Regions from separate parts of the Mus musculus genome. Here all the other regions are linked to region 2. Evidence: chromatin loops called from intact Hi-C (ENCODE). Cell type or tissue: heart. All regions are shown on one strand. Links, peaks and the distances in the headings refer to the core of each region. The heading gives the core; the rest is flanking DNA.

Region 1 (10,738 bases), core at 1,541-9,540, 260 kb after region 2:
TATAGATAAAATATGTATATATTCATTAGATAATATATATAATCTAGCAAATATATAACAGCTATAATCAGCCATAGGTACACCTTTTATGCACTGAAACAGTATCTAGTCTCCCCCTCCCTGGGGTTCATTTTCCTGCTTGACACTGGACAAAAAGCACGAGGAATTTTTTTTTGCTTGAACTAAAGAACAAGCAGGGCTCATGGTGACTCCAGTCCAACAGGGAGGGACCCCTCTCCCTGTCATCCTAAGCAGGAAACTCTAAAGTTCTGGGAATAAGATGTGTGGCCCACATTGGAAATGTTTGAATCTGCTGATAGCATTGAGCCCACCTTGGCTACAAACACGAGGAGACCACATGGGCACACGCTGACCCAGAGCAACACTGGTGAGCTGAAGCAATGTTCCACATGGTCTCACTCTCAGCTTTCCACAACACGTGTCAACAGGCTGGTGGAAGCGCTTGGCTGTGTCAGAGAATCTAAGCAAAGAGGAAGAGCGCTGAGGAGTTACTGTAGCCACTCACCTCGGGAAGCCTCCAAAGGGGCTCATTACAGCCTCCATACCACTGGTGTGTGATACAAATATCTAACTTTTGTCAAGCAGCGAGTTCTGGGAACGTATTTACCTTTCAGGTGCTCCCTCTATATACGCGAAGCCTCGGCTGCCGTGAATACTTGTACGAACAAATGCTACTGTAACTCGGAAAAAAATTAATTTTTAATATGATGACGTCATTTACTCGGATTCAGACTTCTGCTTGTCTGTCTTTCTCCGCTCTCCACAAAGTCCTCAACTCTTCTATACAAACTAATAAGGCTCAAGTTCAACTGACCCTCTCTGAAAAGCATCTGTCATATGTCAAAGAAAAACAGGAAGCAAACTATGAATCATAGAAACCGGAAAAAGCATATCGGCAGGATCAAAATCTCCAAATAGCCAAGAAAAATAAAAACCCATTTTGGAATCTTAGCCAGCCGCTGAGGCAGCAGGGCCTTTCGCTTCTATTTCCTTGTCAATACCTACATTAGAAAGAACATTTAAAATCAAATGGGCTTGATTGAACCTCTCCTTAAATTCCTTTATCAGCAATCAGACATTCGTAGCATTCCTCCCAACAGGTAAGACAACAACTGGGACACTTTAATTCATAGCCAGAAGCCACTCTCACCAGGCCTAATTAACAAGAAACAAATCCCTCCAAAGATGCAAATCTACCTTCCCTCTCCGTTAAGGCAAGCAGACCTGGCTCCAAGTCTCAGAAATGATCAGCCGAATCACTGGTTATGAGATTAAAATATTCATGAGCCCATATGTACTAATTGAGGTACCAGTAAACTTGGTACTACATAATAAGAGTTTCATACATCGGGATCCAAATAAGAAAGCCTTCCCAAAGGCAGGGTGATCGTGCCTGCAATCCCATACTTGGTAAACTGAGGTGGGAGCACGAATCTGAGGCCAGCCTGGTATACAGTGAATCCCAGGCTAGCCCAGACTACAGAAAGAAAAGGAAGGAAGGAAGCCATCTGAGGCCAATTTTTAATATCTACATATTAATCATATGTCATATATATGAATCTTAGGAAACTAGGACCCTAATGGTAAAGCTGTTCTCTAGTAATCCAAACAGTACCTGTGAGTAAGATACTACAGCTAGTGATCTAAGTACTTCTTATCATTCTATAAATGGTAAAAATTATTTTTTGCAATGATGAGCTGATAGTCCACACATGTATGAGTCCCCACACTACCATCCTAGTGGATAGCTATTTATTAAAGGAAAGTAATCAGTTTTAGGTTCTGACTAAAAATATTTAAAAAAGAAAAATCTCAGCCAGCTTTAAAATGTTCTTTAAAGCTGGAGAGATATCTCAGTGGTTAAGACCATTGGCTGCTCTTGCTGAGGACTGGGGTTCAGTTCCCAGAACCCACATGGTGACTCACAATTCTAGCTCCGGTTCTGGGAACTCTGATGCCTTCTGCTGACATTTATGGGCATCGGGCACATAGGTGGTGCACATACACATGTGCAGGCAAAACCCTTAGACAAATAACAATGTTCTAAATCTAAAAATAATAGCAATTTTAATAGCCTATAAAAATCTATTCACTTGACAAATACATGGCCAATTATCAAAACTGCCTAGTGGATAGCTATGTATTAAATGGAAGCACTGCCTTCTTCCAACCAAAACAGAATGACTCTTGTTGTCTGGATGTCAAAGACCGTGTCTCATTTCATGAAAAACAACAAAAGCAGGTCCTATCAGGAAACGATCACAGGAAACACAATTCTTATTCATTAAGAATCATTTACTAAATTAAGCCTAGTAAAGGTAGAAATATTTAACTTCACCTACAATTATTTCCGCCCAAACCAAAGGGGGGAAAAAATCATTTTGACGGAGTATTTCATTTCACTCCCTACAAAGCCCAGTACAGCCAGATGTAAGAGTCCTATGTGACATTCTGTTGCTACAGCAACGAAGCTGCTACCTGTGGCCATGATTTGTTAAAAAATCCTCCAACCATATTCTGTACTGTGCATTCATAAAACCACCAGAATGGCTCTAAGCAGCATAAAAATTAAGGCTTGCATTCTTACCTATGATTTACTCATATACGTATTTACTATATATATTTGTATGTGTATACACACACACACACACACACACACACGATTCTCTCAGCGCCATCAAAAGGGTGAGACCATACCAATTTTCCTTTTAATGAACATTTGATACCTGGTTCCTAAAATATATCCTACCAGACAATGAAGACTATAAGAGAAGATCTTTAAAACAGGATTTACTATGTCGGATCCAGTCTTATTTCAAGAGAAAATAAGGTCCTAAGGTTGAATCTATCTGCCCGGGTAGGTGTGGCTTCTTAGAGCTGATTTGGAAAATAAGCTAATAAAGAAGAGCTGCAGTCGGTCATCACCGCCTGCATTCACCCAACTGCCTCTCTTCCAAGCTACTCACCCTCACTGGGGGGCTCCAGGCTTGCACCCGAGGCTGCTGTCCACACTGGGAGCTCTGCAGATCTTTCGAGCCACAATTAACCACAGTGCTGCCCTGCGCCCTTAATGTGTTTGTGCAGGTGGTCCCGCCGCCCCCACCAGGGCCGGGTTTCCAAGGCCTCTGCTTGATGCCATCCAGAAGTCTGACCAGTAGGATGTTACTGGGGAGCTCGTCGACCCCAGAGCCAACAAGAGTCCGGCATTCGGGACATCTGAGTTCATTCCGGGAACCCACAATCCCCAGCAAACAGCGTTTGCAAAAGGTATGCTGGCAGGGTAAGACCTTTGCGGAAGCATCCAGGCGTTCTAGACACACAGGGCACTCCAGAAGGTCCAACAAGGCAGACTCATCCATCTTGAGTGACTTTAGTGAGAAAACGGCTTCAGAACGTTCATAGTTGTGCGCAGCCCTTAAAGTGATTCATGTAACATCCATTTCAGACTTTGCTCTGGAGTTATGGGGAGAGAGGGGAGGAAAGAGAAAAATGACTGTTGTTATCTGAGGGAAAAGTTCACAGTGGAGCCAAGAACCAAAAAGTACACAAAAGTGCTTCCTCTGCATAGTCCAGCTTGGCTTTGGAATGTGGTTTCTGAGCTCCAAAGTCAACAATTAAAAACACAACAGGCTTCTTAAACGATTCCCTACTAATCCCTGAAGGTATCTAGAACCTCACTGGGCAGCAAGAACTAGCAAGCAATAAACAGGATTTATGAAAAAGCAATAAAAGACCGATATCGGCTGCCTAATGAAGTTCTCAACTTATTGGAGAACCTAAGCAAAACCGACTGGAAGTTTCCTCTATCTAAAACAATACTTTTAAGTCCAACGACCTTCCCAATTTTTAAGCCACCGTTATCATTTAAGAAGCCTTGCCCTGGGTGAATGATCCCAATATTAAATACATATGTGTCTTCCCTGTCTGAGAACAGACAGCTTAATCTTATCTAAGGCCCCCCACCCCCCACCCCCCAGAGCTGATGGTCGGCAATTCTAAAAGATATAGCCAAAACCTGCTTGAAAATAGCTACAAGAAAAATCACCCTTTCCGGCATGGCTGACAAACTCTGAAACAGATTTCTGAACCGCTTGTCTTAATCCCATTCAGAAAAATCTAGTAAAATGTTCACCAAAATTCGACGATGGAATGAATGCTAGGCTTAAAACTCTGGGTACATCTGAAAAACGGCCCCCTCAGGAGAAAGAGTATTTGAAGCCAGTTGGTGCATCGCTGTCCCCACCACCACCACCACCCCAACCAATGTAGATGCCTAGGTGGGGAGGGGGTGAAAGGATTTGGAGGCTACATTAACAGCTGTTCCTGACTAGTCGGTTCTGGGGAGAGCCAGGGTACGCCCCTCTTCCCACGGTGGGGCACAGGTAGCCCCCAACCCCTTGGCGTGGTGCTCGCCACAAACACACCCCAGAGCCAGGTGTCGCCAGCCGGGGACAGAGATGGTCCTAGGAGCTGAGGCTGCGGCCGGGTAGCTCCAGAAACAGGGAATCTCACCCAGCTGCCTCCTCTCAGCCTCCCTTTAGGTCAAATCCAGGACAAAAAAAAAATTGCCCAACACCGATCGGTGGAAGTTTTCAAGGACTTAAAGAAAAATAAAGATGCAGCCTTAAGTTGGCCAAAGTCAGCGCCACTGAGTGCGGCGGGAAGCAGACTAGCGACCCCGCGGGGATGAGCTCAGCGACAGTCCCCGGAGACTGCCACCCCAGAGGCAGAAGGGACCCGGCTGTGTCCGGGGAGAGAGCGGCCCCAAGGCCCGGCAGAGGCTTCGGAAGAGACGAGAGAGGCCGCGGGGCTCGTTCCCGGCAGGTCCCGGAGACCCAAAGGGGAAGCGCGGGGACCGACCCGCGCGCACCACTGGGATGCGGGCGACCACCGGCCACCACCCCGCGCCCGGCGTCTCCGACTCGCCGCGCACCCTACCTCGCGCCTCCGCTGCTCGCCTTTGTTCGCGGCCCCGCAGCGCTGGTAGATGCAGCCCCGCCGAGCCCGCTGCCCGTGTGGCTCGGCCGCCGCGGTGGCACCGGGAGCCTCCTCACGGCCGCCCCCCTCGCGCGCGCTCGCACAGCACGCCGCCGCCGCCGCCTCCCACCCGCCCAGCAAGGAGGGCGGGGGAACGCGACGCCGCCAAGGAGGAGGAGGAGGCGGAGGCAGCGCGCAGCGGGCGCCCGGGGACCGGAGGGACGCACCACAGCGCCGCCCGCCGCTCGGGGACCCGCGCTGGAGCCCCCAGCGGGCGGCAGCTTCGGGGACGCACTTAGCGGGAGGAAGGCTCGGGGACCCGCGCCTTCACGCCCCGAGGACGTGCACCCCGAGCAAATTTGGGCTACCCAGGAGGAGGGCGGTGGGAGTGGCGCCGAGGGACCAGGAAGAGGCTGGGGCAAGGGCGCCCTGCCGGCCTCCGGCTCCGCCTGGCCGGTGCCTGGAGACCGACTCTTCCCGGTGGCCTGGGAAGGGAGTGGCTCTGGCGGGAACCGATCGCGCTTTGCTGGGCGTGCACACTGCCTGGGTGGATATAGAGAGAGCAAAGTGAGACCCCTTAGTTCTGGAGTCCGGGTTAGTGACCACCCTATGGATCCCGGGGCCCGCCTCTTCCACCCAGCAATCAGCCCCCACTGCAGCAGCCAAGGGAGACAAATCCAAGCAAGTTTGGAGAAATGCGGATCCTAAAATTCAGAATGAGAAAGGGAAAAGAAAAAAAAAAAAACTAGAAAAACAGGTGGGAGATTAAAGCCAGTCTTGGGGAGGTTCTTCCTACCTGCCTAAAATGGGGTGAATTCAAAGTCTGACCCAGGTGGGCCGGCGCCTTGAAGCTGGCTAGGGGATACCTCTTTTATCTGCGCCTTGGAGGCAGCCATCATCATCATCTCTGTAATCTGTTTCTGTTGCCCCGGGCACACACCTGTATTCTCTGAAATGTGGGCTTGCAAAAAGGGGTGTCCAAGGGTGTGTGTGTGTGTGTGTGTGTAGGCTTGTTTGTCAAACTTATTTCAGAGACGCGTTAAATGTTGTCAAAGAGTGTGATTCATTTATACTTACTGTCAGTTTACCAAAAGTAACTTCACAAGAGAGATCGTGTATGAAATTCTTGCCAGGCCACCAACCAAGCTGATAAGGAATTGAAAAGGAATCTCGGGTTATCAGTTCATCTCCAACCAGAGCCACAGCTAAGTCATAATAATAAATAGATAAGTGAGTATCATTCAAGTTAAGAAAATAAAATTATAGCAAGTAGCAATCATCAGTCATTTTAAGCCAGGCACCGTACTAAACTCTTAAACGTATTAATTCCATCCTCACAGCAGCTCTCTATGTCATCCTTCCCAGCTTTGTTCTAAAGAGATTAATATGCTGAGACTTAGACTGTATGAATACCAAAAATAATTGCCCACTTCCTTTCCCGTTAGAGGGAGAACAAGTATGTGTTTATATTGAGCTGAAAAAGGCAAGGGGAAAAAAATGGATGAAGAGAATGAGGAGAAAAATAGTTAACTACAAACAGCATTCTGAAAGTGTTGGCCCAGTTAACGCTGCAGCAGAAACTGGAGATGAAGGCTGGGCAGACTGGAAAGTCAGAGTCAGGGAACAGACTGATTTGGGGGGTATTAAGACTGAAGGTCCACTTGGGTAACTTCCCTACATCACAGAGTAGGACTCTACTCCAGCTCTCTGCATTCCAAGACCTGTTTCTTTCCTCAAAAAAAGTTGGGGGGAGGGGGGGCGGAGAAAAGGTAGGACCTTAATCACATAATCTCTTGTGTTGCTTCATCTTGCATCGCAAGATGAAATGCCAGACAGAGACAATGGGGGAGGGGCTATTTTAGTTCTAAGTTTCGGAGGGTTCCATCCATAATTACTTGCACAAGACATCGATGTGGAAAAGAGATGTTTAGACAAACAAGAAGCTGAAGGAGAACCCAAGAAGGGGCCAGGCCAAGCGATAGCCCCCAAGGACAAACTCCCACTGACTACTTCTGGGTCCCCCTCCTTCTTTGCACCTCCTCCTAATAATGCCATCATATGAATCCTTGAAGAGATCAATAAATTGATCAGATCAAAACCCCTGGAAATCAAGCATCTTCCCAAAGTGCATGATCTGAAAACCAAGACCTCGCCACATGAGCCCATGGAGACAGCTTACATTCAAGTCATAATGCCTTAAAAGAGAAAGAAAGTTTATTTCTTCTACCCGTTTGGCTTTTTGTTTGTTTGTTTGTTTGTTGTTTATACAAAGTCTCATTATGTAGCCGTGGCTGGCTTAGAACTCATAAGGACCTGTTGGCCAGGTGTGGTAGTATATGCCCTTAGTCTCAGTACTTGAGAGACTGAGGCTGTTGGGTCTGCAACAGAGAGAGAGGAGAGAGACCTTCCTTCAAGGCTGTGTTCCTTGGCCTCTCTGGTGGGGTTTAACTGTGACGTTTGGAACAGAATTGACAGTGGTAAAGAAGATATACAAGTTCTTTGTAATCTGCATGGAGCTATCGTTATCGTTAACAGCTGTACTCCCGACCCTTTCTTCCCAGGTATCAAAATGTTAGTGACTGAACGTCCTGTGGAGAGAATTCAGAAGGGAAGGGCTGTGAGGAAGAAAAGCCTGCTCGTCTTGTTTCTGGGAATGGAGCATGAAGGAAAGAATGTCTGTTATGCTTACGACCTGTGAGGCTTTGAGCAGACACATGAAAAATATAAACACTCTCCGACTTAATAATGACAGCCTCTTATCCTCCAAAGACTTCAAAGTCTTTTCCTATATATTATCTCACTTATCTTCTCAGCATCCCTCCAAAGCAGCAAGACGTATAATTATCCCCAAGTTTCAGACGGGAAAGGGGAAGGGGAGAACTCGAGCATCTATTGCTTGTAGTGCTAACAGGAACCAGCCTGGTAAAATCCCAGATGCAAATACTCAGATAAACCTTAATATGGTACCTCCGTGTTCTTACACGCACGTTCGCGTGTCTAGCCATTTTTCTGCAAAACTTGTCTTTCCTCTCATTGTCAGGACGCTGGTAAAGGAGAGCAGTATTTAGCCAGTTGTTCAGACTAGAAACCTAGAAGCCATCCTTGATTTCTTCCCTTCTCTTCCTCCCTCTTTCCTACCACCTTTTACACAAACATATTTTAATGTCTATCTACAGCCTTTTGCCTTCTTGGCTTGGCAAAATGTGGGAGCTCCCTCCAAAACTCATGTTCAGGTTTGGTCCTCCATAGAACAGCACTGAAAGACCTTAAACAAATGTTTGGGTCATGATTGAATTAATGACACTCCAATGGGACCGAGATGATTGTTGAGGTAATGAATGACTGACTTTGTCAGTCCTGCAGGCTCAGTTACCATGAGAGTGGTTGTCGCATACCTGGTGCCTTGTCCCTTTGTGTGTGCTTCCACCTTGCACCCATGCTCAGATGTAGCACTAGCCTTACCAGAAACCATGAAGGTATCAGATCTCTGTGCCTTATTTTTAATCTCCAGAAACATGCACCCAAACAAACCACCCTTTTACAAATCATACAGGAGAGTTCAGAGGATAAAGTGCTCACTGTAATCAGGAAGACTTGAGTTCAATTCCCAGAACCCATGTTAATCTTAGTTGAGTTTTTGGTTTTGTTTTTTTGTTTGTTTGTTTTCTGGGACAGAGTTTCTCTGTGTAACAGCCCTGACTGTCCTGGAATTCACTCTGTAGAAGAGACTGCTCTGGAACTCAGAGAAATTTGCCTGTCTCTGCCTCCTGAGTGAGATTAAAGGCATGTGCCACCACTGCCCCAGAAACCATGGATGGATAGATAGATAGATAGATAGATAGATAGATAGATAGATAGATAGATAGATAGATAGATAGATGCCATTCATAATGTTGTATGCTACTAACCCTAGCACTAGGAAGAAGAAGAAGAAGAAGAAGAAGAAGAAGAAGAAGAAGAAGAAGAAGAAGAAGAAGAAGAAGAAGAAGAAGAAGAAGAAGAAGAAGAAGAAGAAGATAGGTAGATTCCTAGAGCTAGGTGACCAGCCAACCTGCTTGGTCAGCTAGAGGCCAGAGAGACTTCATGCCAAAAGAGGTGGACAGTGCTTGAGGGACAACACGGGAGGTTGTCTTCTGGCTGCCACACACCTACACTTGTACACATGTACCTGCACACTCACACAGTAACCCACGCATGTGCAAGAAAAACAAGCACAAGCAAATCATCCGGTCTCCAGTGTTCTCATAGAGACTAGACCCCACTGCACCTTCATTTAAGCCACTGTCACCTCTGTCTCTGGCCCTTCTAGCCAGCCTCTTTCCATTCTTGTGGCCATAGCTTGCCCTGGATGTAGTGATAACTCAGAGCAAGCTCCAAAAGATGGAGAACATGATGTCACTCCCTTGCACAGACTCATTTATTTCTTCCCATCACAAGTAGAATGAAAACTGAATGTTTTCCAGTCACTTGGACCCCAGCATTCCGTTTCTCTTCTTTATAGGATTGTCTGCTAAGTTTTCTATTCTCTGTTTATTGCCCGCCTTTGTCTGAATAGGACAGCTTTCCCAAGCAGAGACCAGGTTGTACCTTTGGCAGCCAACACATAATGGCTATCAGTAATCTCAAGTAAGGAGTTAACCCAGTATGGTTATATTTATTGCTATCCTGAGGCTATACATGCATATGTATGTGTGAATACATAAGTTTATATGAATATATGTGTCATTTTTCACTGCAGTATAGACAGGAAATCAGACAGGCAGTATCCCAAGTTTCATTAGGCATCTTTGTTATAATCTTTCCATCAATAAACAAATGCTCTTATATTCAAGTGAAACTGAAGGAACAGCTAAATAAACACCAAGCCTTTAACACAGACCATAAATTTAACGTCTTCATCCTAGGTCTTAGTTAACAGTATAGTCGTCTCAGCTCCTCAAACAAGCAAGACAGTGGTGTTAGCTTCGCTTTTTCTTTCTCTGGTCCCTCTTCCTCATCCTTTCATCAGGAGAGGCCTCCTAACCTTGCCCGCCTCCCAATCCACTCCTGCTCGTCCTCTTAGATAATAACTGCTCATCAATACCATCTCCTTAAGATATTTGATTCTTTAAACGATTTATTTATTTTCGTTTCATGTATACCCAAGAGTTCACCTGCATGCATGCATGCATACCATGTTGTATGAAGTGCTCATAGAGACCAGAAGAGGGCATCAGCTCCTCCAGAAATAGACCTGCACACTGTTTTAAGGCACCGTGTGGGTGCTGGGAAAGAGAGCCCAGGTCCTCTAACAGGAATAGCAAGTGCTCTTAACTGCTAAGCCATCTCTCCAGCTGCCAGAGTATTTGATTCATAGAAGTTAAATCTTGTACCACCCACCAAGTAGGTGACTTTGACTAAGTTCTAACTCTTCTGTACGTATGTTTCCTCTGCAAGATGGGCACCATACGATACCACCTCAAAGAATTATAAGAACTGTAGATGATTCTTCTTAATGTTTAGAATTATGTCCTACATATGTGTTTAGAAAGTGTGGTAGTTTGAATACAAATGGTTCCTGTAGGCTCATAGATGTGAGTGCTTCGTTACCAGGAAGTGGCATTGTTAGGAGGTGTGGCCCTTGTTGGAGTAGGTGTGGCTTTGTTGGAGGAAGTATGACATTGGGCATGGGCTTGAAGGTTTCAAGTGCTCAAACCAGACCCAGAGTTCCTCTCTTCCTGCTTCCTGTGTACCTAGATGT
Region 2 (10,738 bases), core at 923-8,922:
TCTTTGTTCTAGAACTTTCAGGTATGCTGTCAAGCTGCTAGTGTATGCTCTCTCCAGTTTCTTTTTGGAGGTACGTAGAGCTATGAGTTTTCCCTTTAGTATGGCTTCCACTGTGTCCCATAAGTTTTGGTATAATGTGTCTTCATTTTCATTAAATTCTGAAAAACCTTTAATTTTTTCTTTATTTCTTCCTTAACCAAGTTATCATTGAGTAGAGTGTTGTTCAGCTTCCATGTGTATGTGTGCTTTTAGTTGTTTTTCTTGGTATTTAAAATGAGCCTTAGCCCTTAGTGATCAGATAGAGTGCATGGGATGATTTCAATCTTCTTGTATCTGTTGGGGACTGTTTTGTGACCAATTATATGGTCAATTTTGGAGAAGCTACCATGAGGTGCTGAGAAGAAGGTATATTCTTTGGCTTTAAGATGAAATGTTCTATAAATATCTGTTAAATCTATTTGGTTCATAACTTCTGTTAGTTTCACTGTGTCTCTGTTTACTTTCTGTTTCCATGTCCATTGCTGAGAGTGGGGTGTTGAAGTCTCCCACTATTATTGTATGGGATGTGCTATTTTGAGCTTTAGTAAAATTTCTTTTATGAATGTGGGTACCCTTGCAATTGGAGCATACATGTTCAGAATTGATAGTGGAGCATACATGTTCAGAATTGATAGTTCATCTTGGTGGAATTTTCCCTTGACCAGTATCAAGTGTCCTTCCTTGTCTTTTTTTGGTAACTTTTGGTTGAAACTTGATTTCATTGTATATTACAATGGCTACTCCAGCTTGTTTCTTGGGACCATTTGCTTGGAAAATTGTTTTCCAACCTTTTACTCTGAGGTAGTGTCTGTCTTTGTTGATGAGGTCTGTTTCCTGTATGAAGCAAAAATTCTAGGTCCTGTTTATATATCCAGTCAGTTAGTCTTTGTCTTTTTGGGAGAATTGAGCCCAATGATATTAAGAGATACTAAGGAAAAGTGACTGACTTCCTGATATTTTTGTTGTTAGAGGTGGAATTATGTTTGTTTGGCTATCTTCTTTTGGGTTTGTTGAACGATTACTTTCTTATTATTACTTAAATCCTATAAGAAAATTGTTGGTTACATCCATAACGTTTATGCACCTGTGGGCGTGTTCTTTCCAGGACACTTCTTAGTGCAGCATTCCAGGTTCATATCAAGACTACTGATGCTTTTACCCTCAAGCAGCCTACTTAGCTCCTTTTCCTACTATGAAAGCTAATGAACAGGAAAGAAGGTGTCTGATGAGTACCAGCTTGATGTCTCCCAGTCCGATGGCAAAGTGTGTGGTGTCTTCAGCAGTAGGGTCTTCACCAAGAGTAATGGCAACCCCCTGCATTGTCTTGAGGGTCTCTAGTCTCCCCTTGATTGACAACTTTAGGGGTGATATCTCACACTTGACACTGTTTTTGTTTGTTTGTTTGTTTTTGTCTTGTTTTTTTTTTTTTTTACTTGTTAGTCTATGGGTTGTGGAAGGAGTATTATTCCCCTATCTAGGGTATAGAGCTAATTATTTTAAAAGGCAAAAGTGGTCAAGCCTTGGCCATGAAAGTCTATAATCCCTAAAGTCCCTGGAGAGCTGAGGAATGAGGTTCGAACGTTCAAAGCCTACCCTGATTACAGAATGAGTTCAAGAATAGCTTAGGCAATTTATTAACACATGGAGATTGTATGAAATTAAAAGAGAAAAGATGGGTAGAGGGCAGGCAAGATGGCTCAGAGAGTGTTTGCTGTATAAGCCTGATAACCTGGGTTCCACCCTGGAACCAACACAAAGGTGGAAGGAGAGAACCACTTCCACAAGGTTGTCCTCGGACCTCCACAAGTACACCATGACACAGGCACCCCTAGACACACGCTTCACGCACACAACAAATAAACATATTTCACATTGAGGTACAGATCAGTGGAAGCACTAGCCATCACATTCAAGGGCCTAGATTCAATCTCCAGTACTATAAAAGAAAAAGTGAAAAACAAGCAAACCACTAGTCAACCTCAACTGCCCCTTCTTCCCAAAGGTCAGGACAGTAAAGCAAGGCCAGAAGAAAAGCTGATTCAAATAAAGTCATGATGTAAAAATCTTTTTAGGGCTAAAGATGTAGTTCAAAGAGGGATAAACACTGAATAAAAGATCTAATTATAGTCAGCACTAAAGTGATACACATGTTACTCTGAGTTTCCTAGTAGCCACAAAACAATGGAAATATACCTGCTTACAGGGAGCAATTTCTTTGTGTGTGTGTGTATATGTCTAGTCCTAGAGAATTAATTCAGGGACTCTCACATGCTGGCATGAACCAAGCCATAGCTGCAGCTCATGTAGTCATTTCTGTGAGGAGCAGGCATGGCTGTTGTGTAAGAAATTGGTCCGAGTGATACTCTCTCCCCAAGGATCTGTCCAAAAGGCACCTGATGCTGACAGTGCTCCTTATGAGGGGGATGGAGACTGTAAGGAATCTTTATAGCACATCATAGTCTATTAAAAGCAAATACCGTAGGAAACTCAACATATGCCAACATTCAGACACAAGACTAGGTCATTGTGTGAACAAAGCGATGAGGAAGGGGGGCTGACTACAGGGAAAATGGCCTGGGCTGGGTTCTAGCAAGCTTTAAAGCCATGTGCAAGCATTATGCTGGGCAGGTTGCACCTGCTTTTGTTCCTAGAAATCAGAATATAAAAGCTATATTTCAGAATTATTATTGCAAGCCAGAAATGTTGATGCATATCTGTGATTCCAGTACTACGGAGGCTGGGGCGGCAGGAGGATAATGAATTGGAAATCCACCTGGGCTATAAAGGGAGATCCTGGTGCAAAAGCAAAATTAGTAAGTGATATTCATTGGTTGGGCCCAATTTAAAGATAACTTGTTGGCCAAACCACCAAGTGGTCATACTCTTGGCATCTGTCATCTTACACAAAGCAGAGAAGTGCCATCTTTCCCAACAGTTCTGTCCACTTTATACCAAAATTTGGGGTGATCCTTTTCCATGCAGAGTGGTTTTAACAAACGCATATGTTTTCAGAGCACCTGTCATAAAGACCATCAATGTGATGTGGGGGTGACATCCGGCTCACAAAACCTCCCACCTTCCTCCCAGGGCACACACACAGTAGATGGAGAAGCTGAGGTTTCCCATCAGCACATGCAGCAGTTTAAGCCCTCAAGGCTATTATTTATTTTTTCCTCTTAATACAATATCACTCCTATCCTGGGTAAGAATTCCCCCATCACAGCCTGTCAGGCTTCAGCTGAAAGGATTACTGAGTGGGGAGGTTTTCCCTTAATCCCCAGGTAACAAAATCGGAGTCTGTAAATTAAACTGGGTCTCCCCTACTCAGCAGGACAATGAGGAGCGGCGTCATGGGAGCACACACTCCATCTCAGGGCATGTGTTAGTTTTCTGGTATGATTTTCATCATGGTCTATACTTTTGTTTCCTTTGAACCTTCATATGGTATCTTTCTTCTTGGCCCTAATAATTGAAAGAGAATATTTCTCGTATAGAAGGTTTGTTCTATAATTTTTAGAACATTTTTGTAACATTTTTCTGATTATAAAATGAACACAATTTCATTGCCAAAAATCTAATGTTCAGATGATGTAAGAATTCATTGAAAGCATACATTTTGAATATGTAAGTCATAGGTTATGTGAATATGCTCCAGTAGAATTCTTAAGAAAATGTTTTTAATTAAAAGCTGGTAGGTATTTGACCTTGGTATATGACGTTTGAAGCTACAACTAACTGTAAGTGGGTTGTGCTTTTGTAGTTTTTTGTTTTTGTTTTTATTTTTGTTTTTTTTTTTTAACTACAAATGAAATTTATAAAGCCTGAGATCCCAAATGGAAACTGTGTCTGAAATGGTGGTGGTGAGTTAGGGTCTCATGTAGCCCAGGCTGGCCTCAAATTTGCTATGTAACTAAGGAGGCTCAGGAATTCCTAACCTCCCTCTCTCAGCATCTTAAATGCAGGACTTACGCGTGTATGTCCCTTTCCTGGCTCTGTGTCCCACTGTTTTGAAAGAGGTTTTCACTATGTAGCCCGGGCTGACCCCAAAGTTAAGATGCAGCCCAGGTTAGCCATAAACTCAAAATATTTTAGTCAGCCTCCTGAGTGCTGAGAATACAGACAAGTGCTATCAGATCGGGCTAGAAATTCTATTTGTAAGAATTTTGAAGAGAGAGAGAGAGAGAGAGAGAGAGAGAGAGAGAGAGAGAGAGAGAGAGATCCTTTCAGTAATCCACTCACTAATCCTTTCAGCTGAAACAGAAGGAAGCAAAGCAAGCCAACCGCTGGGCATGGTATAGCATCCGTTAATCCCAGCACTAGAGATGGAAAGGCAAGTAGGTCTCTGAGTTTGAGGACAGCCTGGGCTACAGCGTGAGTTCCAGGACAGTCAACGCTACACAAAGAAATCCCGTCTACACTGCCTTGGGAAAACAGTAAAAATAAATAAATAAATAAAACAGTTCACAATTCTGAGTTCATGTTGATTGATAAACCCTCCCAGTTACCAAGGGCATACAGGCATTCAACTGGACAGATCCGAAAATGAATTTCCCCTTGGCTGCCAGGTGCACAGCCTCCCAGAAGTCTTTGGGAGAGGGTGAGTAATCTGTTTGGCCCACACTGTGTGGACAGCCTAGCATCCCAATGCAGCCCCTGTTCCTGTTTCCAAAAAGAAATTTGGAAAGCCGCCTCTGGGAGGCTGCACAGGGATCACGGTGTTTGTGAGGACAAAGCAAGTTGGATTTTCCTGCCGCTGTTCTTCATCCTGCCAGATCACGGGAGTTGTACGGTACGGCAAGTGCTCTTTCGCCATTTACACCATGTCCTCCGTTTTGGTGGTGGGGGTGGGGTGGGGGGTGAGCCTTGAGAACTTTGTATCCATGTCCAAGGGGCTGGTGTGGAGGTTATTGGTTACCCAAGGCAACCTTGGAGCTTATTCCTGCCTGCCGACTCTTACCCCACATGGAATCACTAAAGTCCTGCTGACTCTCCTGCCACCTAGCACTCCAGCTAGATCCAGCTTTACCTCTGCCCAGGCCTACCTCTCTGCTAGCCTCAACTAGCCGGCCTTGTCAGCAGGCCCTCCACACCTCCACCAGGGGGCTCTGTCTAAACTGCAAAACCAATCTTCCTATCCCGAGTAAAAACCCTGAAGTAGCTCCTGCAGTATGGGACAAAGTCCTCCGATGAGGGCCCAGCATCCCTCCCTCCAGCCTGCCGACTCCCCCCCCCCCCCCACACACACACACAATCACACACACAGTCACACACACAATCACACAGTCTCTCCAGTCCCACCCGCAGCTTCACAAAGTACTTGGCGTTCTTTGTAGTAACAAGTTATTTCACATATCCATGCATTGGCAAACACTGTCAGCTCAATTTCTAATGATGCCTCTTACCCTAGTAACACTCAATTTATCATCGGAGACATGGCTCAACTGAAATGTTCCCTCACAGGCCTCTTTTGAGCATCTCTGTCTCGCAGCCAGTGGCTGTGTTTCGGGAGGCTGTAGGACCTTGGGGATGAGAGGAAGCAAGGCTTTAAGACTAAGACTTGAAGGCCACACCCACCTCTGGTTCTGGACCCAGCTTTCTTGGCGTCATGATCCCCACGCTGAGAAGACCCAGTATCTCGTATTCCCACCGCGGACCAGGATCTTCTATTTCATCTACCCGAGGAGAAGCTCTGTCAGCCTTTGTAGCCAAGAAACCTTACACACCTCTCCTCCCTCCAGCTTTCTCTGTCGGAGATTTTTATCACAGAGATATGGAAAGTAATTAATACATATGCATATAGTTTTCCTAGTCCATGAAAGAATGTAGTAACGTACTTTAAAAAAAAATTCTTTCCCCTGACTTTAGATTTGTCTGAGAATCTGTTTTGTAGAAAGACCTTGGATTCTAGTAAGTTTTAGGGAGACATTGAATACCCTTCCAGAAAAAGGGGACTGGTAAATTGAATGCAAAGCCCCTTGAACATTTGAGGTGAGTGTTTTGGGGAACGGAGTCTCCTCTTTCACTGGGTTCTCAGAAGGAACATTTACCTATGATGAAAAGGAGCTTCCTGTGGTGAGTTGTGAAACCTTTGGAGGTAGAACCTGCACCGATGTTTGTTTTCCTAAGTGGCGCGTACTTCCTTGGGTTTGTGAACGTTATTAATGGATGACTAAGTGAGTAAATGAAATATCTCATTCCCAAAGAATGTATTGCTATAGGCAAGAGCCCCTGACGATACTGTTATGATGAAAACGACCCTGCCTGTTATTTTCATTGGGAAAATAATTTGGCAAGGAAGACAGACCTAAACAATCACGCAATTACTATTTAATTATGAAGGTGGGAGAGCCTAGACGGAAGTGCAGGTTGTTAGGGCATAACTTGGAGCTTAGATCAGAAAATTGTTTTAGAGGACATAATGTTCGTAAAATAAATTACTAATAAGAACACATTACAAAGAGTGGCATCTCCAATTTCTACCCCACATTAATTTCTCATTGCTCTGACAACATACTTTGTAGCAACAACTTGAGGTTGAAACTATTTGTTTTGGCTTGAGGTTTTAGTGGGTTTCAGTGCTTCGTGGGGGTCGAGGAGCATGGCAACCAGACCACATGACAATCTGTTTGCATCTAATAGACAGGAGCATGGCATCTAATAGACAGGGAGCATGGCAACCAGATTACATGACAATCTGTTTGCATCTAATAGACAGGTAGCAGAGAAGTTAGGACCAAGGGCTAGGCTACTACATTTAAGGCTAGCCTCTTGTCATACATGTCAGCCAGTCAAGGCCTACTGCCTCTCAAATGGCTCCACCTGCTGGGTAAAAAGCATTAAAAAGCGAACCTGCGAGGGACATTATATTCAAACCATAATATTAGGTTAACCAAAAAACAAGGTCATCTGTAGGCAAAAAATTAAATGTAAATTAAAAACTTCACTTGGAGGCTGGAATAATGATGGCTCACTGATTAAGAGCTCTTGTTGCTCTTGTAGAGGACCTGAGTTCAGTTCCTAGGATCTACTTCAGTTCCAGTGAGATCTCACACCATCTTCTGGCCTCTGTGGACACCTACATACGTGTTAAACAAACATATATATTCAGGCACTACATGTAAAATGAAATGCAAAAAAGTAAAATAAAAACAAAACAGCTTCACTCTTAGGTATGCTTGTGAGTATGAGTGTGTTGTGTGTGTATGTTGTATACATGTGTATCTCTGTGTATGTGTGTTTATCTGTGTGTCTATGCATGTCTCTGTGTGTCTATGTGTGCGTGTGTGTGTGTGTGTGTGTGTGTGTGTGTGTGTGTGTGTGTGGTCTGTGGGTGTCTGTGTGTTTTGAGACAGGGTCTCTCAAACTGAAATTAGCCAATTCAACTAGGCTGGCTGGCTAGCTAGGCCCAAGGACACACAAGACTATGCTTCCCCAGTGCTGAGACTGCAAGCACAGACCATGCTACAGAGCTTTTGTGATGACTGGGGATCAAAAACAAATCCTAGGGCTTACACAGCAAGCACTTTACTAACTGAGCAATCTTCTCAGCCCCAAACAGTCACTTGAATGAGATTGTTAATTAACATGGGGAATGTGTGTGTGTGCGTGTGTGTGTGTTTCCTGGGTGAAGTTTCTCAGGAAAGTCCATGCAAAAGTATAATGCCTGAAATGGGGTGGAACTTTTTGTCACAGATAAGTTATTTCTCTGCAGGTAAAAATGAGCCAATCCAAGAGAGATTAGATTGTCTTAAAGGCAGGTTTATTGGGAAGCTGCTCTCTCAAGAGAGTTCGCTGGCCTTAAGGACCAAGGCCAGGGAAAGAAAGAGCCCAAAATGCCTGGATTATATAGGGAAGAGCCTCTGCGGGAAGGGCTGCCCAGCCCCTGTTGGGCTGGGGTTGGGGTTGGGGTTAAGGTCTGGGGACAGGGTATGCCAGGTAGGAACTGGGGGCTGCTGGGAGAACCGAGAGGCCAGGTCTGCTTTCGGATGTAAGATATGCACCTCACTCCCGTGTGGGTCTGAAACCATACAGTCATTTGCACAGAATTTTTCCAATGGTTTGAACCTGTGTGCTTCAGATTATCTAAGTGTGGCACTCTGCCAGGTCATGCATAAGAAAACTCAGTGTTCCTGACGTCGTTCTGTAGCTGGCCAGCCCTCTGACCCCAGCCTCCTGCCCACTGACCTCCATTTCCAGCTTCCCTGTCTCCTCCCCATATCTGCCCTTTCTGTTGCTGTTTTATGTAGTTCTCAACTCACTCGTTGTGCATCCCAGACCAAGGTGAGTCTCCCGGACTCTGCAGGGGTTCTGGCAGGCTATATCCAAGGCTAGTGTAGCTCTAGGATGAGGCACCGACGTATTGGCCAATGGACGACAGCCTTAGCCGTGCCCTGGCTCTGTGGATTCTTAAGAGCTCACCCGAGAAAGCCAGAGTGAATGCCACAAGGTTTAACCTGTGAGGTCAACTGTGGTGTAGTAGCCTCTACATTTCTGGGTGGCACCTGTGTGTGACCGTGGGGATTTCACTGTGACTGTTTTATGTTCCTTGTATGTCATTCAGAGATCCAGCCCTCAGCTTGGTTTTGGGCTGCACAGTCATGCAGACTAGAAAACTTGAATCCTGTTCTAGTTTGTTTCTCTGTTGCCGCAGCGATAAAACATCGAACAAAACCTACTTGAGGGGTTGCTTCCGTGAGATTGGCGTGCAGGCATGTCTGTGGGGGTATTTTCTTGATTGTTGATTGATGGGGGAAGGCCCAGCCTATTGTGGGCTGTACCACCCCAGGCAGGTGCACCTGGACTGTGTAAGAGAGGTAGCCAACCATGAGGCCGGGCATTAGCTAGCAAGCTAAGTCCCTCTTCGTGTTCCTTGAGTTCCTGCCTTGGCTTTCCCTCAGCGATGGACTGTGAAATACAGGACAAAATAAAGCCTTTCTTCCCTGAGTTGCTTTCGGTCATGGTGTTTATCATAGCAACAGAAAAGTGATTGATGATACAGACTCTATGCAAAAAAAAAAAAAAAAAAAAAAAAAAAAGCAAAATCAATCTCTAGATGTTGAGTCTAGGGCTGGACTTAAAAAAACAAACGAAGCAAAACCCCTTAAACCAGAACTGATATCTGAGATGAACAACAAACTCACCCGGAACCCAACATACAACATTGATATACCGAAGTTTTGACCTCCACTGTGACCTTATTTGGAGGTAATAAAAAGTCTTGGGGGGTGGCATGGAATATAGCTGCTTCCTCCAAGCTTCTTGGCATGACCATTGACATACTGGAGCAGAGTAACTCCGACAACATACATAAAGTCAGGGCACTGAGCTAAACAGCTAGACCTATAGTTGTAATAAGGGGACTGTTCCCATTTCCTCTCGGGGAAGGGGCCACACATCTATAGGACACCTCCCCTGGCTTTCCGATCTCCCCTCCCTGCTGTCTAAAAAACCATTTCATAACATTTCAAGTTAAAAAAAAAATAATGACTGGGGGTGGGTTGGGACTTTTTGTTGCTGCACCTGCCTATGAGTCACCTCTGTTCCTGGGAGTGACCAAATGAAGTCATTTGTTCACCAGGTTAGACTTTCTATGGTCTGTCGACTCCTTCCTTGTTTGGGGTAAATAAATCTTCCATTTATGTCTCACCAGACAAGTCACAAGATAAGCCCCTGATCCGACAGGACTGCGCTCCTGTCAGAGGGTTAAGGGACACGTGGGGTGCTCTCCCTGCTGCTGCCCCCCCTTTTCCCTCTCCCTCTCCCCCTGCCTCTCTCCCTCCATGCATGAAGAGGAAAGGCCACGTGAGGACACGGGAAAGGGGGAAGGCAGCTGTCTGAAAGCCAGGAAGAAAGCTCCCCCCACCCCCCAAGAAAATGACACTGATAGCACCTTGATCCAAACTTGTAGCCTCTCGGACTGTGACAACCCTGATCTCTGTCACTTAAGCCACCTAACCTGATTATTTTCTTGTGACATCTGGAGCACATAATGCAATGTGACTGCCCAGTTTTTCTTTGCCATAGGCAAACTGAAAGCATTGAAAAAAAAAAAAAAAGGACTGTTTAGGTCAGGCACAGTGGTGCATGCCTGCACTCTCCAAACCCCGTAGACCAGGGCAGGAAGGCAGCACCTTCAAGGTTGGATACTACAATTCTACCTGTAGTGGGTTGTCTTGATGATGCTTGTATTCCAATGCTAACATTGGTTCCTCCTCACATAGACCAAGGAATAACCTGTAGCCTTGCCCCCAAGTTATTTCTGATTGGTAAAGATGCCAACAACCAATCGCTGGGCAGAAGAGACAGGCTGGTTTTAGGGTTCCTGGGCCTAGGGAGTCAGAGGAAAATGGGGGGGGGAGAAAGAGAGAGATGTAAGGAGGAAGAAAAGTCATCACAGGTTAGGAGTCAAGAAATCATGGCCCTGGAACCTCATAAAATTGCAAAGCTTTTGTGAGGCAAAGAACACTGTCAATAGGACAAAATGGCAACCAACAGATTGGGAAAAGATCTTTACTAATCCGACAGAGGGCTAATATCCAATATATACAAAGAACTCAAGAAATTAAAATCTAGGAAACCAGATAACCCTATTAAAAATGGGCTCAGAGCTAAACAAAGAATTCTCCACTGAGGAATACTGAATGGCTGAGAAGCACCTGAAAAAAATGTTCAGCATCCTTAATCATCAGGGAAATGCAAA
Region 3 (10,738 bases), core at 1,468-9,467, 850 kb after region 2:
TGCAAAATCTCACCACTCTCAGTCGAACGGTCCCAGATTTGTGTTCCCACAGCTCCCTCAGCACTCAGATGTACTTGGTGTGGAGACAGCAGAATAGTGCTCACATGGCATTAAGCATAAAAAAGTAGAAGATGGTCCTACTTTAAAAAAGAGGCTGTGTCCCAGTCAGCCACTATAAGATCAGAACACCAGGTTGAACCATCCTGAACCAGGAGTTGTGTTTTGGATGTGAAACACCCCCTATACATTTATGTGTTTGAATATTTGGTTTGCAGCTAGTGATGCTATTCTGTGCATTTGTGGAACTTTTAAGAAGTCTAGTTGGAGGAAGTGGGTCCCTTGTAAGAAGAGAGCACAGGGGTGCTATAGTGAGGTCCTACTTCTGAGCCAATCTACTCTGTTTCCTATACTTTGCTGAGATTTAAGTGTGTAACCTCATGATCCCATTGCTGGGCCTTAAGGACTAGCCCTTCTCAAATCAGGAGCCAAAAGAAATACTTTTCAACTAAGGTTGTTTCTGTCAGCCATTTGGTTTCAAGCAACAAGAAGTGTAATTAACACTGGAGACATCTCTAAGTTATAATTAACATGGGACTCGTCTATTTGCTTTCAGTCTTATAACCTTCCATAAAGAATTGTGAATAAAGATTTTCTTAAACTATTGATTGCACAAATACATGTGAATGATGTGATTTCAGAGATCTCATTGGTCATTGACTACCTTGGGGTAATTCCCTTAACAAACTGACCTGTGAAATTTGGGGTCTAACCACTGTGACGGTCTTAGCTCGGGTAGTTGAACACTTGGTCTCTAGCTGGTGGTGCTGTTTGGCGAGGTTGAAGAACCATTAGGAGATAGAGCCTTGCTGGAAGATGCCCTGCACCGGGGGAAGGCCTTGAGAATTTGTAGCCCTGGCCCCATTTGCAGTTCACTGTTTCCTGTGCATGGCTAAAGATGTAACCAGTGAGCTTCATGCTCCAGCTGCCTGCTGCATATAAGTCATGGAGTCTCACTCTGGGACCACAATCCAAAATCAATTCTTTCCTCCATAAGTCATGATTGGTCATGGTAAATAAAATTAAAAAAAAAAACCTAGTAGAAATATTTCTGCTTTAGTTCCATTTCTGTTGCCGTGACAGATACCCAGACAAAAAGGAGAATAGAGGAGGAGAGGGCTTATTTCGCTTACAATCTCACAGTCAGCAAGCTTCCTCCTCTTTTTACTGTTCAGTACCTAGGGAGTGGTGCCACCCACAGAGGGCCATGTCTTCCTACATCAATTAACAAATTAGACAATTCCCCACAAACATGCCCAGAGACCAACATGATCTAGATATTCCTCACTAGGACTCTCTTCCCAGGTTACTCCGGGTTGTGTCAAGCTGGAAGATAAAACCAGCCAATGAACTGTTTGTTTCATATTGCTGTCTAAAACCCTAAGCTTATTTCCCATTGTTTACCTATAATGGGATAGAATCCACCCTCCTTTGTGTGTAGTTTAATTCATCACTGCGAAGGGAATACTTCGTGTCCCTTATGCTGCCTCTGTCTGCTATCTCATTACACCAACTCTCCCGTTGAATAAGGCTGCATAAGCCTTCTATGGCGTCCATAAGAGATTACCACAGTTTTAGGGACTTTATACAACCCTCATTATCTTATTGTTCTGTAGTTTGGAAATTCACCACATGTTCTAGTTCTCTTTCAGTTGTAAAGTGTTCTGACCAGATGCCATAGGGAGGAAAGGGTTTATTTGGCTTTGACTCCCAGGGCACAGTCTATCATCACAGGGCAGGAACCATGGGGGATCATACTTCTTGCCTGCTTGCCTGCTGGCTTATTCTCTGACTCATGCCCAGCTACCTTTTAATACAGCTCAGCCCTCTTGGCTGAGGAATAGTGCCTCCCACAGTGGACTTGGCCCTCCTATGTCAATTAGTAATCAAGAAATTGCCCATATTAACCAGACTTGAAGTCTGTATTTTCTATACAATTAGAATTGACATTTAGAACAAAGGCTGTTCCCATTCAACTTTACACTTTGAGAATAAAATATATTTTATGTACTTGTGGTTAATTAGGGTGTGTGGTGTTTTTATTTATTTGCAAGGTTTTCTTAATAACAAAATCCATAATTTTTTTTAAAGGTCAATGCCTTACAGACCTGCCCACAGGGCTAATCTAGTCTGGGCAATTCTTCAATCATCGTTCCCTCTTAGGACATGTAAGCTGTCAACAAAAATCAATGTATCTATGCACACATGTATCTTAGTGGGCTAAATTTAGGGCACTGGTGGAGGAAGAATCGTCATCCTTGCTTTGCAACTGCCCACCATGGTTTGGGAGACCTTTTCATCTTCAAAGTTGGTAGCAGCCCATGGAGTCTTCCTCAAGACACTACCATAGAATTCTTCCTTAGCCTCTGTGAGCCCTGGGATGACACAGGACACACATGGACGATTCGGAATTATCTTCTTATCTCAAAGTTCTTCTTCAGCACATCCACAAGTCTCGTCATGACCATGCATGGAGACATTTTTCTGCCTACCATAAATAAGTTCTTTCTGAATACAGGACCCACTTCTCTGCTTTAAAAGACTCTGAACCAATTTTCAGTATTCCCAGAGATTAAGTACAAAGCCACCCCTTCCACAAGGGCCTTTCCTCCTCCAAGCCCAAGGAGGCCATTTTTCTCTGCCTCTTTTCAGGCCCACACACATACATGGACTGCAACGCTTATTTTCTACTCTAATTGATTTGTCTTCGGGCACATCACTCCAACTAGATGGTATGAGTCATGATGTCTTACTCATCCTTGCAGCTTATGAAGCCTGGCCATAAAAGTTTGTGGGGAAGAAAATTTAATGTGAAATTTTAATGCATGAAGAGGCCTCAGGTGGAGGCAGAAGCAAGACCAATAAATTTACAGAGCCTCTGTTTGGAGCATGAGTATTAAATGGCTCTGTCTGCCTTTAATTAGTTATAATCACATAACCAACCAACCCCTATTCTTTTAACCCCATTCCACAGAGGTATCACGGCAAATTTAAAACCAACCATTTGCACCTTAATGCTGATTTTTACTATATGTGACTGGCCATGGAAACTGTCAGAATTGTAAGTGTTCCCCTGGGTTTTGCTAGAAAAGACAACTTGTATCCCAAATGCTAGAATGAATTCTAAGTTAGGCAAACACTACTATCTACATATTTCCTGAATTCATACAAACACACTTGCTTAATGACGCTATATGACTTGGGCTGAGACTGAACAATTTGGTTACTGCAAGTAGCTACTTGGCATTTAAGTGTCTGGAAGTTCTTGAAGAAAAATATTGAAAGCTCAAATTAAACAATAGCTGTGGTACTTAAATAGTCTTAAATTTTTCAATTGTTAGCCAAAAAGGGTGAGGAGTGGGGTTTGAATAAGGTCACATGAGTGTGAGGAGATTTATTTTTAAAAGAAATGGTCTGTTGTGTTCATCTAGTGTCACTAGCAAACCCAGGGGGCACAGAAGTACAAACCCAGCAACACTTGTAAGACCTAGGTGCTCAGCCCCCTGCTATCAATCAGAAAGACACAGCTAAGGAAAGATCCCACTTGTCTCTTTCTAAACAGCACAAGGCATAGCTAGGTGGAGCAATCAGGGCACATTGTAAACGTGGTGCATCACACAGAGCCAGGTAATGTAACCAGTCATGTGCTGGGCTCCTCAAACTTGTAAGTATTTTAATAGATGAATATGGGTAGCTGTAGGGGAAAACAGTAACATTACCTTAGAAGGTACAGATTGCATTTTTGTGCATTAGCTCACTGCCTGCAAACTACCTTGCTCTAATTTAGTCTCTCCTGAAAAACAATTCTTTTTCCATCTTGCAGATTTAATCCTGAACATTTTACTATGTTGAGTGTAGTAGCAACTTTAAAAAAAAAGTGTTTTGCCTGGGGGGGGGGGAGTGAGAAAACTTCAAAAACCACTGTTTCTGCAATGCTGATTCCAAGTTCCTAATATAAAGCTAGAGCAAATAAAGATTGCTACAGTAACCACACTTTGAACAAGTGTCTTTCAAAACAATGACGACGGAGCCATAATATTTTCTACAGGGTGAGCAGCTGATGTACCTGCAAACATCTTCTTTTCTTTTTTCCAGTTTGCTTTATAAACCTTGGAATTTGCGATCCCAGGCTAATTTAAAGAGGGAGACAAGCAATTCTCGGGCTTAAAAAGGATTGACTCGGCATTTACTTTTTTAGCCAAAGAAGGACGTTCCCCCATTCCAGGCCACCAGACAATTTGGTGTCAACTTGCTATGGTGGGAAATGCGACAAACTCCAAGAGCTCTCAAGACAAGGAAGCAGCTCTTAGCACCAGCTGCTTCCCACACTCCTGCAGCATCAGGACGCGGCGCTTCGGAGCTCCCCACGCCGCCTTCCGGGCAAAGGCCAGTACACCCTTCCCTGTCTGGGGAAACTGAGGCACCGTGACAAGAACGATCCACAGCTGGGCGAAGAGCCCTGTCTCTGCGTGGCATCCTCCTTCTCCCGGGAGATTGGGAAGGCTCTGTGCTAACGCGCTGTGGACAGCGCGCCCCTGGCCATCAGAAGGTTGTGGCACGAGCCTTGGACGCGACTGTCCCCAACCCGCCGGTCTCCGCCCTGCATGTACTTCCAGCATCCTGCGACCAGCCACGAGCTGGGAGAGCAGGGCACCTCCAGGCGCGTAGCCTCGCCAGCCCAGGCGTCCGAAAGTTCTGCAGCTCGGGCGGCCGCTGACCACAAACCCGGTGCGAGGCTCCCTCCTACTGTAGCCCGCCGCCCAGGCTCGCCCGCCCAGTGCCCTCACTGACCTGACACCGCTGCGCCACTCGGGTGGTCGCCGTGCACCTCTCGCCATGGCCACCCGGGGAGCTCTGCAGCACCGAGCGTGTACCAACCTCCTCCGCCGCCCGCGCCTCTTCTCGATGCGGGTTACGAGCCCCGCCGCCGGGAGCCGGAGCTTCCCACCTACGGGCTCCAGAGCCGGCGAGAGCCGAGCATGCCCAGTGCGGCTCCCGGCGGCGCCGAGGTCCGGTGCACTCTGCACAACCGGGTTTTCGCCGCAGCCGCGGCCCGGGGCGGGCCGCTGCGGGTGGTGGGCTCCGCCCACCCCGGGCTGGCCCTGCAGTCTGCAGGGAAGCATCGTGCTCAGAGAGCCCGGCCTCTGGGCGGGACCGGGCGGCCACTGGGCGGTGCTCCCGCGCTCCACCCTGCCTCTTCCTCCAGACTCAGTGGTGCTAGGGCAGCGTGACTGGTAATTGTGGGGAGGCAGGGCGCTGCCGGCGTTGTCACCTCAACTTTCCGGAGCGTCGCGTCTCAGTGGCGTTCAAGGACACGCAGGCAAAGGCGTCTTCGAATGTCATCTTGGATGCCACGGGCAACCAGCCTACCCACGCATTAACCAACCTAGTCTCTAAGGCTGTCTTGTCACAGCACCTCGCGAGCAGGAGCATATGGGGCCTCCTAGGCGGCCGGCCGCGCTGTCACAGCAAAAGCACAGTGGACGCCTCGAAGTGGCACGACAAGACACAGCAGGGTGTTTGCGGTGGATTCTGAGTGGTGTGGTTCCGCGAAAATTTATAAAACTGCCCCTTAAAATTATTTGCAGTTTCGACATTCTCTCTAAAGAGCAGTTAAGTTGTTCTGATGAGAAAAAATAAGTATTCTAAAAATATTTTTACCACCTACATAAGTTTTCTGTGAACAGTCCTGCAATATTAGTGGATCTCTCCCCTGCCATCCCACACGCATTTAAATATTATGTACCTATCATCTATCTTTCTGTCTGTCTATCTATCTATCTATCTATCTATCTATCTATCTATCTATCTATCTATCTATCTATCTATCTATCTATCTATCTATCATTCTATCTATCTATTTAAGGGAGATCTTGTCAGTTTCTGGGACAGTGACCAAGCTCTTCTTCCCTGGCTCTTCTATCCTGGCCCCCTCCGGCCACGCCCCACACCGTGTTTTTTTTTTTTTTTTTTTTAAGAAGGGTAGCCCCGCCCCCACACCTATGTTGGTCATAGGCTGCTGGAAAAACACGGAGAGTTGGATTAAGCAAATTAACGCTACTAAAGTGGCTCAGGCTGTCAGACCCCGCGTATTCCACTCTGAGTTAGGAACAGCTGTCAAGATGACAGGAAGCTGTTAACGGGATAGCAGTCGACCTCCTTCTCTGTGACTGACAAACCCAGAGGCAAAGTATTGTCTGTGACCTCAAGCCCTGAGTTCCGCCGCAGAAGTGGCTGCAGGCAACTGAGCATGCTCTGAACAGTGCCAGACTGCTGCACGTGGTTGCCTCTGGCATCTGGCTGCCCAAGGTTGAGGAACATCAAGACACCAGAGCTCAGAAGACAGGAGGAGGGAGCTGCCCTTACAGCAAGCAATAGCATGGGTACGTGGGACGAACGGACGAACGCTGGTGCAGAGGGATTTATGTGCCAATGGATGCACGGGCTCTCGTTTCTAAGCATATCAAAACCTAGTCCTTCTCCAAAAGCCTGAGAAATGGAAATCATACTTGAACATTAGTTTCCATAGCATCTTAGCTCAACGAACCTCCCTGCCTCTTTCAAAAACCTAATCCGTTCAAGTTTTCAGTAACCATTCTGTACAGTTGTAGCTGAGAACCACACGGAATCTGTCTCCCTTTGTTCCAGTCAGTCATGTGTATTCTTGTAAAGTATTTTGGTATTCGCTTTGGTTCTATTTCTTTTCCTACCCACTCCTTTTTATTTTTTCCTGTCGCAAACCTGCAGAATACTCCCGTTCTATCTTAGAAATACTCGCTGCAGCATGCTTGTGTGTTTAACCCTCAGTGACGGAAGACTGGAGTGGGAAAGGCTACAGGAAAAGAAAAAAAAGAGTGCAGGATCAAGATGAATAAATTCAGCGAGAAGGAGGGAGAGAGGGTATAAAGGGACAGCAGGGAAAGGGGTGGAAGAGGTGAAGGGAGAGAGAGAGACTGTGGCTCACTGGGTTAGAAGAATGACCAGTGAGGTTCGTTGAGATTCTAGGAAACAGCCCAAATGAGAGTGGCTCTTTATGTCAGCCCCAGTTTAGCTTCAGAGTGGTTCGGGTCACCCTGTCTAGTGAAACTTTGCCTCCTTGAAAATACGCTTATGTGCTTCCCCTTTGAATCTGGGGCCATTTTAATTAACCCCATGGGTTTCTAGGATCTGATATTACTTAGGTCTAGAATACTGCACTGGATCTTGCTTGGATCTCCACAGACATGAGGATCAAAGTAATGAAGCCTGGGAACGGGTGGGCAAGGTGTCTCTTCAACAGCTATCTTGGAACTGATGTTTGAAGCTAACTCCTCCCCAGTCTACCTGTGTGACATGCACTTATAATCCCTGTCACCTTTCCTCCACATCCTGCTTCTTCATGCTCTCTTCTTTGCCCCAGCCAATTATCCTCTCTTATTCTCTCACCACTCTCTTCTCTCCTACTGCCTTGTGATCTCTCATCTTTCTGAAGATGGCTGTACCCAGTTGCTAGAATCTTTGCAGATGGGTCTGTTTTGATTGGTCAGTATCTAGTGTTTGTCCATATATGTCAATATTTTATTTCACCTTTATCCTGAACTGCATTTTTTTTCTCTACATATCCCTAAGTTCAGACTTTACGTGTAAGCTAACAAAACAGCCCAAGTGGAATGCCTCAGGAAACCCAAATCCAGTATGTCCTAAGCAGAGTTCATAAGCCATGATTGCTCTTTTGCTGTGTTTTCTAGAGAGCTTCCTGGTACCTCCACTCAGCCAGAGATCACAAATCTGGAAATGTCTAGGTCTAGTCACCTTGCTTTCTTCTGCCATCCTGCTCGTCACAGGCACCCTCCACCTGCCTGTAGGTGTGTCTTCATAGATCCTGTCCTTTGTGTCCCTACTTACTCTGCTCTCTTCAGCCCTCCTCATCACTAGACATCTTTAACCACAGACCTGTCTGTACTCTTCAACACACCCTCCTCTGTGCCTCCTTGGGTTTTTCCTTCTAAGCAAATTATATTACAGTACGTGTGTGCCTCACCTCTGAGGTGAGTTTCCAGCCTGATTCCCTAGCATGCAGTACCCTAACGAATCCAAATAGCCTGTTGTGCAAACTGACAGCCGCCCCATGCTTGTCACTTCTTTTGTTTCTCTGTCACCTTAATTCATTGGCAAAATCTTAAGCATTCAAGAGTGAGTTCAGACTGGCCTTCCTGTAGTGATTTCTACTTGGATATTTCATCTGTGCCTTGTCTCTTGTCCCCATTTTGACATCTGATCTTGATTTTTCTTTCCTTTGTCTTCTCTGCACTGTGGGGAAGTTGATAACCAGGGCTGCATCTCAACCATCTATGTTTCCAATATCAACAGAGGTTTACCTGATGGATGAATGATAGGTGTATATATTGTTATAATATGGGAAGTTTGCTCCTTAAAAAATAATTCTTCTCTAAGTGTTTACACAGATTGCAAATAAATTGACATGCTGTCAGAACGAAGTCACACGCAGTGCAGCCAGAGGAACCTAAGTGAGATCTCAGGTTTGACTTCCTTATACCCCAGAGATTTTCTTCAGCTTCAGAAGTCTGGAATGCTTAGTGAGCCATCTGGTGCCCTTCTTTCACTGGCACGAATAAGCACAGCATTACTAATTAATCCACAAATTTCATTGTTTTTCGTTACTCTGCTTTCTTCTGGCAGTGTAGTTACAACCTCTAATTATCTGAAGGTCCTTATTCTACCCCCTAGAACAGAGCTGCTGCTCCTTCTCCTTCTCCTTCTCCTTCTCCTTCTCCTTCTCCTTCTCCTTCTCCTTCTCCTTCTCCTTCTCCTTCTCCTTCTCCTTCTCCTTCTCCTCCTCCTCCTCCTCCTCCTCCTCCTCCTCCTTCTTCTTCTTCTTCTTCTTCTTCTTCTTCTTCAAATATGATTGTAATACTTCTCTTAACTTTCAGTGTCTACTGATATACACCTAGAAATACACCCTGGGAACTGTAAGAGGTTACATTATTAGTAGTATAATATATACATTTCTACATCTGTATATTTTAGTGAGAATTTTGGTTTCTTTTAAAAGACAGGAATATTGTAAGAATGTGTTTTCATTTTAACCCCAGATGTGGGATGTGGGGCTGCTTCAGACTGTCCACAGCAACTGACTATGACTTGCCTTGTGCTCTAGCAGGGGCGTGATTTTGCCAGCTTCAGATACTTTCTGATTGTGTGATATTTGGAATACTGGGGACTTTTCAGAGGGTATATAAATGCTAGAGCCCTGAGGGTTTGTTGTTTGTTTGTACGCTCTTGGTCTCAGTTTGTTAAGTAGTTGTGTGCAAAGAAGGTACAATAAGAAATTAGTTACCCTGACGGCAACTCCCCTAATCAGCAGGAAGTAGTCTAACAATAACAGCCCCTTCCCCCTCTATCTTTTTTTCTCTCCTATCTAGTGTTAGGGTGTTGAATGAGTAGAAGAAAAGAAAGAACTCATGAAGTAGACAAAAGTCTGCCCACAATGTAGAATTCTACTTCAGGCTTCTCTTTGTTCCTGGAAGTTTGAAACAGCATACTTGGGACAGTGGGATGTGTGTGGAAGGAGCGAAATGAAACAAGGACCTCTCTCTGAAGTAGCTGAGGATACAAAGCCACTTGAAAAGTCTGAGTGTGTACTAGGAAAATATTCTCTTTCTCTTACGAGTTGAGCCTGTGCTCTGGGGTGGGTGAGCCTTTGGAGATGTTTGAGCATGTGTGTGGTCTAACCAGTTATCCAGCTGGAATAATCTAGATATCAAATGGCATGCTTGAAATTAATAGGAGGCAGAGGGCCCAGCTGAAACCACACCCTTCCGGACCTCCTTCCACACTACAACAAAGCCTTTCTTCCCTGGAAAAGTTCACCAGCCTATGATACTAATAGCCATTACAACTGATCACTCCTTAATTATTTCTCCTAAGGCTTCTAAGGCTTCATTTAATTAGGATCAAATTATTGGCGGGGTGGGGGGCGGGGGGGGGGAGGGGAAGAATGCACTCAGGGTTCTGCCTCCTATGTTTGCATGGGATGTTTAGAAGCCACTAGGGAGATGACTGCACCCTCTATGAGACCCCTTGGCAACCATTTTGACTTTGTAGGCGTGCTGACTTGATTCTGGAAAAGTTTTGTGTTGTATATAGTTGGGATCTTTGTTACCCAAGTAATCAAACCAAAAGGTCCAGAACAGACTATGATATTCTCCAGGAGTACGGCCCACTAGCTGACTTCTTTTGTCCTCAGACTTGACGGGGAGGCTACACTATTCACTTCAGAATACTGCACAGAACAAAGGGTCTCTCATGCCCAGAAGTCTGACCTCTTTGTGGAGACCTCTGTAGGAGCAACTATGACTTTGTGCCAGCCATAGACGACATCCAAAAGTGAATGTGGCGGCTTGCACTGATCTTCTCTTTCTGGGGGATTTTCAAACCTTACTCACTGATGTAGTTGTTTATTAAAATTAAGAGGAAAGGGAAGAGAATTCTATATTTTATCCTTTGAATAGACATGACACCAAATTCTTGGAGTGGACACAGAGCTCTCACAGGAGAGAAAGATGAGAAACCCAGAGTGGGCATACAGTCCTCTGGGAATCCCAGAGACTTGCAGAGATAATGATGGGGAGACATGCAAAGAGCTAGTGAGATCTATTCTCATAGGAGGCACTAAGAATAC

Evidence for each region. Peaks named below come from ENCODE experiments on the same cell type or tissue, not always from the same donor. Only the 100,000 strongest peaks of a DNase experiment are listed, where the experiment ranks them.
Region 1: it touches region 2 in a loop (5-fold over the local background); 23 of 42 quality-filtered maps call a loop at or near these places.
Region 3: it touches region 2 in a loop (2.2-fold over the local background); 4 of 42 quality-filtered maps call a loop at or near these places.

What each region holds. Positions count from the first base shown.
Region 1 is chr8:61,218,568-61,229,305 of GRCm38, reverse strand. Sh3rf1 (SH3 domain containing ring finger 1) reads right to left here and starts at 5,135. Exons shown (of 12, transcript NM_021506.2): 1 at 4,960-5,135; 2 at 2,988-3,474. The coding sequence starts at 3,380. In heart, for the core only: CTCF peaks have their summits at 4,672 and 5,249; DNase peaks (open chromatin) are centred at 4,395, 4,805, 5,295, 5,425 and 1 weaker place; H3K4me3 peaks cover 3,404 bases; H3K27ac peaks cover 1,949 bases.
Region 2 is chr8:61,474,422-61,485,159 of GRCm38, reverse strand. No RefSeq gene overlaps it. Among named protein-coding and RNA genes, the nearest start is that of Cbr4, 7.9 kb to the left of the region's middle. In heart, for the core only: CTCF peaks have their summits at 5,120 (motif pointing right) and 6,867 (motif pointing left); a DNase peak (open chromatin) is centred at 5,089.
Region 3 is chr8:60,627,169-60,637,906 of GRCm38, reverse strand. Mfap3l (microfibrillar-associated protein 3-like) reads right to left here and starts at 5,082. Exons shown (of 3, transcript NM_027756.5): 1 at 4,849-5,082. It overlaps Gm34730 (a long non-coding RNA gene), which reads left to right and starts at 6,052. Exons shown (of 3, transcript XR_379010.3): 1 at 6,052-6,440. In heart, for the core only: a CTCF peak has its summit at 5,193; DNase peaks (open chromatin) are centred at 5,156 and 6,306; H3K4me3 peaks cover 2,561 bases; H3K27ac peaks cover 1,224 bases; H3K27me3 peaks cover 1,487 bases.